2 separate regions of the Mus musculus genome follow, and region 2 is linked to region 1. The links are chromatin loops, found by intact Hi-C in ENCODE. Cell type or tissue: left cerebral cortex. All regions are shown on one strand.

Evidence for each region. Peaks named below come from ENCODE experiments on the same cell type or tissue, not always from the same donor. Only the 100,000 strongest peaks of a DNase experiment are listed, where the experiment ranks them.
Region 2: a loop joins it to region 1, with 8 times the contacts of the local background. A loop is called at or near these places in 12 of 42 quality-filtered maps.

What each region holds. Positions count from the first base shown.
Region 1 is chr11:67,020,350-67,028,349 of GRCm38, reverse strand. It overlaps Tmem220 (transmembrane protein 220), which reads right to left and starts at 3,196. Exons shown (of 6, transcript NM_001291042.1): 1 at 3,079-3,196; 2 at 2,412-2,441. The coding sequence starts at 3,171. In left cerebral cortex, CTCF peaks have their summits at 3,385 (motif pointing left), 5,780 (motif pointing right) and 7,161 (motif pointing right); DNase peaks (open chromatin) are centred at 3,320, 4,056, 5,841 and 7,183; H3K4me3 peaks cover 1,461 bases; H3K27ac peaks cover 205 bases.
Region 2 is chr11:67,097,037-67,105,036 of GRCm38, reverse strand. It overlaps Myh3 (myosin, heavy polypeptide 3, skeletal muscle, embryonic), which reads right to left. Exons shown (of 41, transcript NM_001099635.1): 31 at 7,979-8,000; 32 at 6,993-7,158; 33 at 6,335-6,459; 34 at 5,551-5,859; 35 at 5,234-5,437; 36 at 5,036-5,161; 37 at 4,069-4,239; 38 at 3,845-3,949; 39 at 3,604-3,699; 40 at 3,372-3,509; 41 at 2,746-2,897. The coding sequence ends at 2,871. It overlaps Mir6923 (microRNA 6923), which reads right to left and starts at 5,233; the gene lies at 5,162-5,233. In left cerebral cortex, CTCF peaks have their summits at 3,095 (motif pointing right) and 4,664 (motif pointing right); DNase peaks (open chromatin) are centred at 3,130, 4,661, 6,400 and 7,053; H3K27ac peaks cover 1,557 bases.

The DNA.
Region 1 (8,000 bases):
CACTTATAATGTTCTCTTCTGATACTTTTGGGATTTAGTAAATGCAGTTAGCTTATTAATTTATGAATGAATGCGTGTGCATCTGTGTATATGCATGTGTGTAGGATCTAAGTGGTAGTGGTCAGAGGACACCTCTGTGGAGTCCATTCTCTTCATGGGTCCCTAGGACCAAAATCAGGCTTTAGGCTTCTGGGCAAGCAACTTTACCCACTGAGTCATTTTGCCAGTCCTTCATTATTATTATTATTTTTAACCAATGGAAAAACTAAAGGTATCATAGTATCCACTTAACAGAATTTAATTTGTAAAGTCATTGAGTACCCTGGACTTGTCCCTAATTCTCATCCATTGCAAAAATGGTCATGTCCAGGAATATAGGTAAGGCGGTGTCTCCCAGGGCCAAGTTAATGCCATACAAGGCATTTTAACAAGGTATGGTTGCATATAAATCACACCGAGACTCTAATAACAACACGGCATGCTGATTTGTGCAAACCAAATGCCACCTGTCCAAGGGACTTCTTGGGAAACATTTTGTCTGTAACTGGAGGGATGGAAGCCCAGGAGGAAACCTATCTCGCTCCTGCTTTGACTCCTCACGCATTGGGTATACTCCTCTGGGGCTTAGAGAGGTCTGCAGCTGCAGAAGCTATTCAATAAACATGAGGAAGGCTGAGAAGAGAAAGCCCTATTCCTTCATGCCACTCTTGACCACCAAGTGACCACCAGAGTTTCTTTCTTTCTTTCTTTCTTTCTTTCTTTCTTTCTTTCTTTCTTTCTTTCTTTCTTTCTTTAATTATGGAACGCTTCGTTTCTTACGTGATATGTTCTGTATTTCTATAACCTGTTGTTATAATCCACATCCCAGTATTTGCCTCTGTGATGCAAGTAGCCTCCATGAACAAGGTACAGCAGGGACTGTGGGAAGGAGCTGGGCGAAGACCTAGTTTCCAAAGTGCAGAAAGCAACATAGTACTGTTCATCTGTGCATCCATTCCTTCTGTACTTCCCTCGGGAGGATCTTTACGAGGAAACTTTATACAAGGCTCCTAAGAAGATGGAGACCATGTCCCTGTCCTTCTGGAAGCTGGCTGCCCAGAGCATCAGCCAAAGGAGTTATTGCTACAATAAGAGATCAGGAAGGATGGTCAGATCCTCCTGGAAAGAGGCAGAGCGACTGAGATGGCATCTGAGACAGTCCTGGGAGCCTGGGCACACAGCAGCAGGCAGGCTAGGGGCAAGGCCCATTTGCCATCATTTCTGGACTAGACTCCAAAGACAATGCTGGAAATGTGGGATGGGCCATGCTATGGTGGGGCTAAAGACCAAATGGAGGAGCTCCGACTTAGCTTGGGAAACAACAAAGGGTTTGAAAGCGGACAGTGTTGTAGAGGCAGAGGAGGCAGGAGGCAGATAGAAGAGTTATAAGGCTGTCTTCAGGGGAAGTAAGGGAGGGCTGAGTGGGAACGAGCAAAGGTAGGGTACTCAGGCACTGTGCATGTACCTATGCCTAGAATGGATGCTGCTGAATTCTTTTTTTACTTTTGACAGCATCTCAGGGCAGTGATGTTAAAGGCAACAGGTATTGAGTGAAGATGCCTAGTAGCTCTGCTGAGAACAGAAATTGCTGGGTCAGTCAGGAGGTGGACGAGGCTTAGGGAGGAGGTGTTCTGTGGGATCCCAGACAGGTTTCACAGAGCAGCATGGTGGTGCTGGTGGCTATTTGGAGCCATCTTTTAGAGAATCAACATGGAGCTTCCTGAGGGGATATATGAGATATGATTGTGAACTCAGGCTATGGAGCAAAATGCTGAGGAGGTCATCTAATTTGGGGAGAGGGGACTCTGGATAACAAGCAGTTTCAGGCCATGGTTCTACTGCACCAACATTCAAACCAGGCTAGAACTCAGCTCTGCATTCCTGGTGTTCTCACTCACTGCTCTCTATACAGTGAACACTGTCCCCAAACCCAAGAATGAGTTTCTCAGTGATACTGTGCAGTCTGCCTCCAAGACGGTCTATTGTTGTCTGAGAACAAAAGTCACAGATGGATATAACCGGCACACATCCTTGTTACGGCTGTCATAAAGGTTAGCATAATGTATGTCAAATGACTAGCATGTTGTAAGTCCTTAGCAAAGACAGGAGCTCTTACTGTCATGCCCGGTGTAGTCATGGGAAGTGGGAGTCGCTGGTATAAGCTCTCTCTGCAGAAAGACTTTCGTGTCTACAGAAAGTTCAGAATTCACATCTCCATCAGTTATATGATCAGAGTGATTTCCCCCTCCGATGCGAAAAATTAGGGACATGAGCTCACAGAGGTATTAATTTCTGGGTTTTAGACAAGAGTCCCAGGATCAGAGTGTAGTCGTGTCAAATGGAGGAACGTTTTGCAAGTAGCTCATACTCACCACCCACAACTCTGCATCTGGATCGTTTACCTAGAATGTCAAAACGTCAAGGTGTTAGCTCACATTAGATCCATGTATCCTCTGTCTGGTCTGGCCTTGTGTTTACTATTCATTGCGAAGAACTAGGCGCTACAATGGGCTCAGGGTACATAACACCATGAGCTAGTTTAGCAGTCTGCACATCCCGATGGCAGCAGGGACTCTCCTCTCGGTTGAACACAACAGGTAGATCTAACCACCCAGCCATGCATCTTTTGAAAATAACTGCTTGGGATTTCCTAAGAACTATTATAGTGTATATGAAAATCCTAGGTCCCAAGATACGAGGGCAGTCACCCTGAGGATGATCAGGAAGAGGTCTAGGAAGGGTAAGGATGCTGTCTATTCTATTTCCACTTTCCTCCCAGGCGCTAAAACCCATCTCACTGAGGCTGAAGATTCGAAAAGGTGTCAGAGCTGCGGTTCTGGGCCCCTTTCTAAGTGACCGGCTGCACAAACTTGCACGCGGGGCCGCTAGGTCAAGCTCTGAGTGCGTTGCCTAACTACACATATTCATCCATGTTCTTTCTGCTTGAAAGGACTCTGTGGGTCCCAATTCGGCTCCACCCTGAGAACTGGTCGCCCAGGCTTCGCGGTCCCTCTGCCAGCCCTCCTCAGCCCGCCTGACCTGCACCACAGCGGCCAGGGCGAAGAAAGCTGCCATGAGTGCGTTGCAGGCCCGCCACAAGCCGGGAGCCCAAGTAGCCACTGCTGGCGCCATGACCTGGAAGCCGGAGGAGCAGGACAGGCCCCAGAGGGGCGTGGCCAGAGGGCGAGGCTGGGCTAGCGGGGCGGTACCCAGGAGGGGCGGGGCGTAGTAGGTGGGGGAGGGACAAGGGGCAGGGCTCAGACAGCGGGAGCGGGGATACAAGGGCGAGGCGAGCCCTTCTTCCCTCCCCGCCCTCCTCAGGTCTAGAACGGTCTTGCGGCGCTCTCTAGTGGATAAAGTGTATCATTGGCATGTGCCTTTCTTTTCCCTTATTCTTTCTCTCATTAAAAAAGCAAATGAAGCCGGGCGTGGTGGCGCACGCCTTTAATCCCAGCACTCGGGAGGTAGAGGCAGGCCTGGTCTACAAAGTGAGTTCCAGGACAGCCAGGGCTACACAGAGAAACCCTGTCTCGAAAAAACAAAACAAAACAAACAAACAAACAAACAAACAAAGCAAATGAAAGAAACAAAACAAACACAACAGAACAAACCAGAAACGCAAATGAAGAAGAGAAAGGAAAAGAAAAAGGACGCGCTAGCGCGCGTGTTCTGGTTAGGTTTTGTTTTTGTTTTTGTTTTTCCGTTTTCTGTGAAAGGGTCCAGTGGCTGTCCTGGAACTCACTATATAAAACACACTAACTTCAAACTCACAGTCTGGTCTCATTTACACATTCATAGTCCTAAATAGTGCTGGAATTAGTATTTAAGTGCTTCTTTTTAAAGCTCCCGTGCTTCCAGAGGGAGGAAAACATTGCGACATTTCTGAAGTGAGTTCCAGAGGCAGCTCCCTTTACCTTCACGTGCTCTCATCATATAAGATATTTATTTATGTATTATACATATTTATATTTCTAACCCATCTGCAAAACCAACGTTTCCAACACTCATTTGCTATGCATTTCTTAGAAAGGGAAGACTTGGAAGTATTGGCAGCTCTCTGCTCACTTATTTCAGCCAGTTTCCTGTTGTGTAAGCTACGGAGTAGCTCTTCTTTGGGCTCATTTACACATGCATAGACCGAATCATTGTTATTCTAAATAGTCTTTGTCACCTCAAATCCTGCATTTTGGGTGCCTGACTGTTCTGCTTTCCTTTTAACTAAAAGAAGAAAAAGATCAACTTCTCAGAAGTGTTTTCCATTCAAGGGCAGCCTTTAGAGCAGCACTTCTCAACTTGTGGGTCGCGACCCCTTCGAGGGGGCCAAAGGACCCTTTCATAGAGTTCCCCTAAGACCACCAGAAAGCAGATTTGCATTATGATTTATAACAGTAGCAAGATTACAATTATGAATAGCAACAAAAATAATTTTATGGTTGAGGGCCACCTTTGTTGTGATCATAAAAAAAGAAAGAGCTATAAGAATATGTTCTGGCAGGGTGTGGGGAAGGAGATGTCTCCGTGGGTCCATGCCAAGGTATCCCTTCCCTCTGAGGGACCAGCCACACAACAGTATAGTATGGAATAGTTTATTTAGGGCGCAAGGAGGGGAGTAAAGAGGGCAGTAGAGGCAGGGAAAGGCAAAGAGAGAGAGGGTAGAGAAGTAGAGGTCGGCCATGACCACGTGGAGAGAAAGGAAGTGAATGGGGAGAAAGAGGGAGCAAGGGGCAAGAAGCAAGAGGCAAGAGAGTAAGAGAGTAAGAGAGAGAAGAGGGGCCAAGCAGCCCCTTTTATAGTGGGCCAGGCCTACCTGGCTGTTGCCAGGTAACTGTGGGGGTGGAGTCCAGACAGAATACCAACAACCATAACATGAGAAACTGTATTAAAGGGTCACAGCATTCAGAAGGTTGAGAATCTCTGGTTTAAACTGAAGGAACTCCTTGTTTGGGGAATATCATCTGCTGGGTGCCTGGCATAGCACAAGAATGGAATTCCTTCCTCAGAAAAGGGAACACCGGGGTGGGGGTGGGGGTGGGGAGCTGGAGAGATGGCTCAGCAGTTAAGGGCACTGATTGCTCTTCCAGAGGTCCTGAGTTCAATTCCTAGCAACCACATGGTGGCTCACAACCATCTGTAATGGGATCTGATGCCCTCTCCTGGTGTGTCTGAAGACAGCGACAGTGTACTCATAGAAATAAAAACTCTTAAAAAGGAGAGAGAGAGAGAGAGAGAAAGGGAGCTTGGGGGTCTTGGAGAAGCAGGCACCAACTACTTTTACTAATATTGGGTGTGGCTCCTCTTCCGGTCTCCCTCACTAATCAGCCTCGAATGCGGATAAGGCAAGGTCACCTTCAGTGCTTCGCCTCTGCGTGGAAAGAAAGAAGCTAAAGTGGAGAGCGCTGTGGGCGGGATTACCTACCCACCCACTCCCTGCCCCCACCCCTGTAGCCCCATTTTTTTGGAGCCTTTAAAGAGGTGGTTAAGTTAAAATGAGGTCATGGGCTGGTAAGATGTAAAGCAATTGCAACACAAAGCTACCTACCTCAGTTTGATCCGTGTGAAAAGACAGGAGGAATCTGGCCACTCCCACCCACCCCCACACATCCTTGATGTGCCCTCAAACACACACACACACGTGTACACACACACACACACTCACACTGATGATGATAATAATAATAATAATAATTAACAATATTAATAGTGAAAGAACATTTTTTATTTATGCAGACAGCATTCTGCCTGCATGCCAGAAGAGGGCGCCAGATATCATTATAGTTGGTTGTGCGCCACCATGTGGTTGCTGGATTTGAACTCAGGACTTCTAGAAGAGCAGTCAGTGCTCTTAACCTCTGAGCCGTCTCTCCAGCTAAAAAGAACATTTTTTTTTTTAAACGAGGCCACAAGGATGAACTCTATTCCAATAGACTGGTGTCCCTGTGGGAAGAGGTACCCAGGACACAGAGGGAGAGAAAGGACTCTGTGAGGCCACAGGAGAAGGCTCCATCTACAAGCAGAGGAGAGAGGACCAGAAGAAACTGCCATTGCTAGAAGAACAGAATATAGAGAGGATGGTTGGGGGAGTCTACACTGAATCACACGGGCTTCTCCTGAAGTATCTAAAACCAGTGAAGGGCAAGATAGTCTAGCAAGCCGGGCGTGCCCCTGCAAAGCCTGCCTGGACTCTGATTTGGAGTGTTTGCAAAATTTAGCTCCCATTGTGAACACTTGAAGGCAAATTAAAATTGATGGCCAATGAAAGGCATCTGACCTAAAGAATGCTCCTCAGATGTCCCCACATGTCACTGGAAAGAGAAGAGATTTTACTGCCCCATCCTCCCTGGTCCCTGGATGGACAGCGTATGTCTAACCATCTTACGCTGGTTATGGGTATGAAGCACATTGGACCATTTTCTTCATCCATTTACTAAATATACAGGACTTCCCACGTGTCTGGCACTGAGCTGATTGTCGGAGTCTGAGAACTAAACACAATTAGAGAAATAAGCGGGTGATCTCAGTGGGCAGGATAGCGGGGACGGCCCAGAGACGGCCTCTGTGGAAATGTGCACAGTCAGGACTCTGACCTTTCCCAAGGGTCCTTAGAATTTTCCTGACTAAAATGTGAATGAGTGCAAGTGGGGAAGTCTACATGGAGCCATGCTCAAGGCAGAAAAGAGCATGCGTGAGGAGGACCTGGTCCCCAAGGCCACCAGGCCACCTGTAGTGGTGACGAATATAGTGAGAACAGTTGTTGGAAGGTAGGAAAACAGGAGTAAGTGTGGCTGAAGTTGGGCTTTTCCGAGGGCACGGAGAAGCCTCCTAGAGGGTTTTGAGACACATAGAAAAACTTTTCAGGAAATACTGCTTTTCTTCCATGACCCGGGGAGGCTTAAGGGTTCATCTGTAGACGTGGTCTCATTTCTCCAAAGGCCATAGAGCAGATCCCTCGGGACGTGCTTGATATCACTTTGCTTGCCTCTTAGCTATCTTGAAGACGGAAGGATCTTCCCACCCATAGCCTTGTCCCTTTGCACTAATAAGATAAAGGACGTGGGAGGACAGAAGATTTAAAAACCACTTCTCTCCTAATCTTGACTTCGGTATTTAAGGGTTAGGCTGTTGGAACTGTGAGTGTCCACAAGGTGGCGGACTTTCTCTTCGAACCGATTCCTGTGTGGGGTAGGGGAGAGGCAGGGCGGAGGGGTGGGGCGGGGAGGATTGTGCCTCCCCTAGGATCTCCCTGGGTAGGTCTGATGTAGACTTTCGGGGTGGATATGAACTTGGAATCAGCCCGAGGTGAAGAAATACAAATAGAACTTTGTACCAGGAACTTTGAGCTGAAGCATCGCTAAGAAGGAGCGGAGCTTTGCTGTGCCACTGGCAGAGCTTAAACCCATTTGCTACCCAGGAGGCAAATGAGGAGCAAATGAGCAAATGGAGTAAATGAGGCACGACCCCCCTCCCCACCCCCAGCAAACGATAATGGTAATAGCGTAGGTTGTAGAGTCTTTATGCAATCCCAAGGTAGCTTTTGACGTCTTAACAGCGTCTCAAAGTCTGCATTTGTAAATCTAAACTAGGAGACATTAGTTTCTCGGGTGGGACTCTCTCTCTTCCCTGGACGACACAATCACGTACAGTTAACTCTTTTTGTTGGTTGTGTAAGGGTGACTTAGCAAATTATCCTGAAAGCAGAGGAATGATAGTCTCTTTACCAAAACAGAGAATCGATTATCTCATAGTTCTAGAGTCTGGAAGTCCTGTCAGCAGGACCACACTCCCCTGAAAAGGCTTAGGGGAACCACCTGCCTTGTTTTTTCTAGCTTTTGGGGGGCTCCTTCTGGACAAATCTCTCCTGTGGACTGTCTTGACTTATCTGTGTAGGTACCTGTCTGGTTTCCCCCAGCCCCCCAGGAAAGTCCTTTTCCTAAAGTCAAGCATTTAGAAAAAAGTCCCCATTT
Region 2 (8,000 bases), 77 kb before region 1:
ACCATGTGTCTTTTTCTGTAGTGAGCAAGTATAAAGAGACCCGTCTCATCACCATCGAGTCTTTATGCAACGATGTGAGAAAGTGCCTGCGGTGTACACTGTAAGAGTTCAATAATAGCACTGAGGTCATCCTGCTCGCCCTTGCCGGAGCGGGCTGCCCTTCTGAGGCTCGTGTGGCATGCCTGAGCCTCCCTCGGAAGGAGATTCCTCTTCTCATTTTTCTCTGTTCACTAACAGGGCTGATGGCCTCTATCACGGAGGGTCTCTTTTGCTTTATGGAGTAAGCAAACTCATTTTAAAAAAAAAAAAAAGTCATGATATTCCTAACTCTTGGAAAGTGATTTTTTTTTCTACCTATATCCTTCACAAAATTGCTGCCTAGCACCAGGGTAGCTTCCAGAACTGAACTGTGCTCTTGTGTGCAATGCCATGTTTCACTGGTGAGAGGACAAGGCAGAGCCCACAGCCTCGGGGACTTTCAGGAGGGTGTGTTGTGTGTGCATGTGTGAGTTTGTGTGTATGTGTGTGTGTGTGTGAGTATGTGTATGTGTGTATGTGTGTGTGGAAGAGAGTATGTGTGTGTGTATTGTGTGAGTGTGTGTGTGCATGAGTGTGTGTGTAGTGCATATGTGTGTATGTTTGTGTGAATGTGTGTGTGTGTGTGTGTGTGTGTGTGTGTCCATTCTGCATTTAGGCACATCAAGAGCTTCTTTGGTGAATTGTTAAGTTCTGTCAGCACACTGACTTCAAACAACACTTGTTCCATTTCCCTTCCTTTCTCATCTATAAATGCAGCCTAGACTTGTAAAATATAAGAACTGGTTCCAAAAAAGAATCACAGAGTCAGAGTCTTCCCTAAGGATGAAAGGGAATAGTTACTATTCAATGCTGTGTCCCATATTTTAACAAACTGTCATATAAATCCAGTCCTAACAACTCCTTGGATCAGTCAGATGGCTCAATGGGTGAAGGCGCTTGCTACCAAGCTTGATGGCCGGAGTTCAGTCCCCAAGGCAAATATAGTGGAAGAAAACTGACTCCCATAAGCTGTCTTCTGACCTCCACATACATGCTTTGAGCATGTACACACACACACACACACACACACATTTTTAAATAGAGCACAACATTAAATTTTAAATCCATACAGTGTAACTGGCTTATAAAGCCTGTTAAATCTCAATATATAAGTCCTTTTACTAGTCTGTATTTTTATATGCAATGTATTTTTTAAACTCTATTATTTGTTCAGCCGAGCTCCTCATACTATAGATTTATCGGTTGCATCTTATGTTGCTGACTTGGGAGCAGTCCCATCTGGAGGCCTGATCAGGCCCAGTGTAGGGTGTTGATGGGGACTCCTATGTAAGCAAAGGTGCGCACGCCCTTATCTAGGAGGCCGAGAATGCCTGGCAACCTGTTTCCTACTTCTGATAGCAATTCATTAAGGGCTCCTACTTTGTGTGAAAACCGTGACAGCCCAGATCTCGTTTCTTCTGCACTCACTACCCAGAATCCCTGGGAACGAGGTTTGCTCTGTCTTCTCCATTGTCACTTCCCACAGAAGGCGGTGTGCAGCAGCCCTCCTGACTTCTGAGAGGGGAGTGACCATTGCTCTTCCGGCCCCACCTCAGCTTGGGCTGTAGATCAAACCTCTTCTCAGTGCCATGATTTCCTCTTAGCAACAGCCGCCTCTCACACCTCTTGACAGCTATGGCATTGCCATGAAGCAGTGACGGCAAATCAAAGCAACATGTTCTTAGAGAAAGGATGATTGCAGAACCACCAAAAAAGGCAAACCTGACCAGAACAACGCCCTCCTTCCTTCCATAGCCGCAAACCCTACATATGCCAACTCGGTTCCCAGCACCGTCAAAAGACCCTTGGACTTTACTCCCCACCTGGGTCAAACTGGGTCATCCAACATCTTCTAGACCTCAGTAAAGAAAGAGACTCAGCAGCCTCCTCTGATGAGTGTGCCCATGGCAATCCACCTGTTGAGTTGACCTTGGATAGAGGATTCTGTCCTGCTGGCTAGTTCACATGGTGGCTATCCTGCCTTTCTCCACATTTGTCCTCTTCCGCTTGGCGATGAGTGAGGGGTCTGTTTATTTGGCTCTGGAATAAGGTGGATTGCACCCAAGATAGCAAGACTTAGCGGGGGGTGGGGGGGCAGAATGGATTCTTTTTCTTTCCTTACTTTTTAAAATGCCTTGTTTGTTTGTTTGTTTGTTTGTTTGTTTGTTTGTTTGCAGTGCTGAGAGTTGAACCCTGAGCCCTGTGTATCTGAGGCAAGAACTCTACCACAGGCCTCTGAGCTCTCAGCAGGACCAGACACCGTGGCATTCACTCACCTCTTGTATGGAGCCTAGCATTATTTACCAGCTTTGAGATACATCATTTCCCCAGTAAAATGTGCGGAGAGAAATCCTCCCCAGTTTGAAACAAGGTGTTCCTGAACCCAATCTTTGTGTCTCTCTTATATGATATTAATAGATGACTTTCATAGACTCTCCCTCCCCACCCCACTGAAGCAATGCTTAGCCCCCTCCCCCGTGCAAGCAAGCACACAGGTGCGTGTGCACACACACACACACACACACACACACACACACACACCACATACACAACGATTTAAATCTACGAAGACATCCGCTTACTAATATTTCAGCATTCAACATAAAAATCGCCAAAAGGGGAATAAATTCCCCTTTTGGGAATGAGGAAGGCACAAGACAAAACAAACCAACTTGAAACAAGGCAAACTTTATTGCATGTGGAAAAGTGATACGTGGAAATTAAGTAGAATTGTCAGGAGCCACGAAAATATACATTCTGCATATCTTCTGCCCTGCACCAGGAGGTCTTGCTCACTCCTCGCTTTCATGGACCACCATCTAGAGAGAATGTGGATGCTCTCAGTCAAGTCAGGCAGCAGAGACACTTCCTGGACCCCTCTCCCCGTACGCATCAAGGAGTTGTCTGTATATTTCAATGGGATGCAAGGAATTTGGGGGTCCTTTGAGAGGATGCCTGAGAAACTGGTCCTCAAAGAGAGCGAGTCCCCTCTAGGAGCCACAATGGGCCTGTGGGTACAGTAATTGCAGACACCTTCAGCCACCTCTAGAGGGTGCTCCGGAACAGCTTCTCTCATACCAGCAGAGGGCGCAGAAAAGACAGCGCTCCCCCCCCCCCGTCCACCCCCCCCCCCATTATAAATGTATTTCTAGTGAAGCTCCACCCAGGTAGATGACTGTAAAGAACGTTTTCTCTGAGCCTGAGAATCTCTGACTGGGAAATAGAGGATCCCCTACAGCAACTTCCAGCTCTGAAGGGTCTGTATCTCTTTGGGCATTCCCAGGTCAGCTTACCCGGCTAGAGGTGAAGTCACGGGTCTTTGCCCGCAGTTTATTGACTTGCGATTCTGCGATATCAGCCCGTTCCTCGGCCTCCTCTAGCTCATGCTGGGCTTTCCTGAACTTGGTGAGATGAGCATTGGCTTGTTCATCCTAAAGATAAAGAGTCCAGCGGGTGGAATCTGCAGGATTCCCTCCTGGATCTCCCCGTGGGAAATGGGCGAGGCCATGCATGCATCTGACTTACAGCCTCCTCAGCCTGCCTCTTGTAGGACTTGACTTTCACTTGGAGTTTATCCACCAGATCCTGCAATCTCAACACATTCTTCCTGTCCTCCTCACTCTGCAAATGAACATAGGGATGTCGTTAAAGAAGGGGGGGGGGGTGCTGTAATAGGGCCTAGCCAGTCTGGGGGTGCACACATGTTCTGTCCCATTCCAAGCTTTGAGTGGTATTTGTACCTCGGAGAGGTGATCTTTCCACCTACCTGATATGTGAGCTCCTTAACACGCCGCTCATACTTCCTCAGGCCCTTCACAGACTCTGTGTTCCTCTTCTGCTCCCCTTCCAGCTCAAACTCCAGCTCTCTGATCTGGAGAGATGTTTGCAGATGTTATTCTAGCGCTGAGCCCTGATTGGGAGCCGAGGGGCTGGGAAGCTGGGCTTGGCCAAGCAGAGGTCCCCACCTCCCGACCCCCGCCCATCAGGTACCCGTGTCTCCAGTTTCTGAATCTGCTTCTTGCCGCCCTTCAGCGCCAGCTGCTCAGCCTCATCCAGACGGTGCTGCAGGTCCTTCACCGTCTGCTCCAGGTTCTTCTTCATCCTCTCCAGGTGGGCGCTGGTGTCCTGCTCCTTCTTCAGCTCCTCCGCCATCATGGCGGCCTGAAAGGCAAAGCGTGTGGGCAAGGCTTCAAAGATCTTGCAGCGGTGGAAGCCGGCATTCCACGGTGGGCAGAGGAAATGCTTTACAGAAAGGACAGTGGGTGAGGTCATGAATGTGTCACGTTGAAAGAGGGCAAAAGCTACATCTGAGATATACATTTTTATAAAATAAACTCTACACGGACTTGAATGAGAAGCAATATCCTGAAACTGGTTTCCTCTGGACCTATCCAAAACCCAGGTTTTGCTTTGTTTGGTTTGGTTTTTGTTTTGTAATCATCACCAACACACAGTTTCAAAAGCGCCTAAGGCTTGGAGGAGATCAACCTGAGATGGTAGAATCCCATCAGGGAGGGACTCAAGAAGTAACGCCTAAAGGAAAGTAAAATAGCACTGGGGTGATATTCCCATAGAAGGCAGTAGGTGGCGCCATTATAGCGACAGAATCAGAAAGCCTGGAGGAGACCCAGGAAAGTTAGAGAGGAAAGGAGCCATGTGACAGGATAGCACCCTCGGAGGGTCTCATTTCCAGATGCAAATGAAAGAAACACCTCTCCAGGGGCAGATTAAAAAAAAGTAGACCTCTTTCCTGCCTTTCCCCCACCTGCGGCTTTTAACAGTACAAGAGGGCACAGGCGAGTTTGAACGGAGATGGGAATGGTCTGGGGTCAGCATGGACACCATGTGTGTCCTGAGAGGGTAGACTTCTACCGGTCATATGTGGGGTTAAAGGCAAGGAGGGCTTTAACGAGACACAGTATCAGCGGCCACAGTGGGGAGGAAGCAGGAGCCTCACGTCAGTGATGGCCTTTTTGGCCTTCTCCTCTGCATTCCTTGCGTCCCTGCAGGCATCCTCCACCTCACTCTGGAGCTGCGTGAGGTCAGTCTCCAACTTCTTCTTGGTGTGGATGAGGCTTGTGTTCTGGGGAGGAGGAGGGAGTGTCATACAGTGCGTCTGGGGTGGACCCTCACACCCCAATCCTCCTGCCCTCACCTGGGTGTGCAGCAGCTGGACCCTCTCATTCGAATCCAACAGCTCCTGCTCTGCCAGCTTCCGGGCCCTCTCCGTCTGCTCCAGCGTGGCCCGCAGCTCCTCCACCTCAGCCTGCAGGAGGTTGGCTCTGCGTTCCACGATGGCCAGCTGCTCCTTCAGGTCCTCCTGGCCCCGGAGAGCGTCATCCAGGTGCAGCTGGGTGTCCTAGACAGAAGCCAAGAGCGTGTGAAGAGGAGAGCCAAGGACCACAAACTTGGCCTAGTCTTTTCATATCTGGACACTGGCAAAGTCCCCCCACCCCAGGACGCTCCCTCCACCTTCAGCTGTCCCTGGACGCTCCGGAGGTGCTTGATGGTCTCTGCGGCCTGGCGGTTGGCGTGGCTCAGCTGGATCTCGATCTCATTGAGGTCGCCCTCCATCTTCTTCTTCAGGCGGATGGCCTCATTCCTGCTGCGCACCTCAGCGTCCAGGGCGCCTTGCATGGTCTCCACTGTCCTCTGGTAGTTCCTCTTCAGCTGCTCGATCTCTTCATCCTTCTCTGCAATCTTCCTATCAATCTCTGATTTCACCTGGGTCAGTTCAAGCTGGATCCGGAGAATCTTGGCTTCTTCGTGCTCAAGAGCTGCCTTTAAAAGACAAAGCAAAGAAAGAACAGGTCCTGCGCTGCTCTAGAGCAGACCACACAACCTTGGGTCAGCAGAACTCTGAGGAGAGATTCCTAAGTCAAATTCCATAATAGTCAAAACTACCTTTAAGTAAACTAACTTACCTTTAGTGCAGAAGTGAAAGATTTTATGGTTAATCATTTATGATTGTGCAAAAACCAAAAGTATTTACAATCTTCCAGTTACTTAAGAGCAAGAAGCACCTTACAGCTATTCTAACTTCAGCTAAGGGTTTGCAAATTTTCAGCCGTAAACCTATTGTAACATAATGATTTTCTCCAACTTAAGACAACTCACAGGCATTATCTTACTCAGGCACACAGTCATAGGGAAGGAGCGAGCACTGGGTTCATGATTCCAGAAGCATAAAGTGTGAACGTCTCGGGTACCACGCTGTTGCCCCTGTTCTGGCTGCTGCCTCCCAACCCATCCTCACCTCTGCTTCCTCCAGCGCCATCTGGATGTCAGCCTTCTCCAGCTCCATCTGTTTTCTGGATTTCTCTAGCTCATGGATGCTTTTACCGTTCTCGGCAATCTGTTCAGTGAGATCTGCTATCTCTTCTGCAATGAAATGAGCTCGCATTGCATCTGAACGCCTGCCTCTGCACAGGCTCCTGGGAATGTGAAGCGCCCACTAGATGCCTGTCGTTAGCTCTCTGTAACTCTAAAGACCTCTGCTTCTCAGAGCTAAGACATAGTATAGAGACTCAAAACAACAACTTGCTGGGTTGGAGAGATAGCTCAGCGGTTAAAAGCACTGACTGCTCTTCCAGAGGTCCTGAGTTCAATTCCCAGCAACCACATGGTGGCTCACAACCATCTGCAATGGGATCTCATGCCCTCTTCTGGTGTGTCTGAAGAGAACGTACCCATATAAATTAGATAGATAGATAGATAGATAGATAGATAGATAGATAGATAGATAGATCTTTAAGAAAAACCAACTTGTCAACAGTGAACAGTTTCTATTGGTGCATCAGCAGACCCATGTAGAGGAGCTTGAATAACAGAGTCTCATCCACCCTCACACACTCTGGCCACGATGGGTGACAAGAAGGGTTTCCCACAACCTCGGACAGTTCGGAAAGGCTTACGTTCTAAGTTCTTATTCTCCCGTTTCACGGTTTCAAGTTGATCCAAGGCTTCTTCATAGGCATTCTTCAGTTTGAAGAGCTCAGTGCTCAAGGACCGGGATTCCTTGAGAGCTGCCTCCAGCTCGGCTTGGCTCTCCTCACACTTCGTCTTCCACTCAGCTAGCACCTGCAGCAGCATCGTGGAGAGGTTCTGTCAGTGAACTCTCTGCCAAGCATCTAACAGAATGTCACCCCTGAAGTGGCTACTCTCAGAGTTAGGGTTCTCTACCATTGCCTGGTCTAGATCACTGAATAAGCAAAGATGTTATTCCATTAGCTTATTCTAGATAATCAATCAGTAACTGCTGCCATATCCAGAAGACAAATGAATTCCTTTTTTAAAAAATTTATTTATTTATCATATGTAAGTACACTGTCGCTGTCTTCAGACACACCAGAAGAGGGCATCAGATCTCATTATGAATGGTTGTGAGCCACCATGTGGATGCTGGGATTTGAACTCAGGACCTTTGGAAGAGCAGTCAGTGCTCTTACCCGCTGAGCCATCTCGCCAGCCCCACAAATGAATTCTTAAAGAAGGAATTAGCGAGACACGATCACTCTTTTCCTAATACCAAAAAAAAAAAAAAAAAATAGCCCTGAAGGGAAGGATTTCATTAAAGCACTGGTTCAAACCATGCCTGTGTGTCACAGGGAGGGACCTAAGATGGAGCTTCAGCCACATAAAGGCACAAGTATGAGCGATGGAAAAGATCGTGTCCTGGTGGAAACTGTCTCATTGCTACAACAATCCTCTCAAGGGACTTCTGTCCCATCCCATTCTCAGTCCATGTCACAATGGAGAAACAAATTGCTAGTGAAGTTCGGGGAATTTTTTTAAGGCCTCCATGCTAAAGAAGGGCAGAGCAGGGAGCCTCTCCTTCCTCCTCCAGCCCCCACAACGTGCCCACGCCACGGAGCTCAGCCAGCACGGAGCGTCCCTGCACCTTGTCAAAGTTCCTCTGCTTC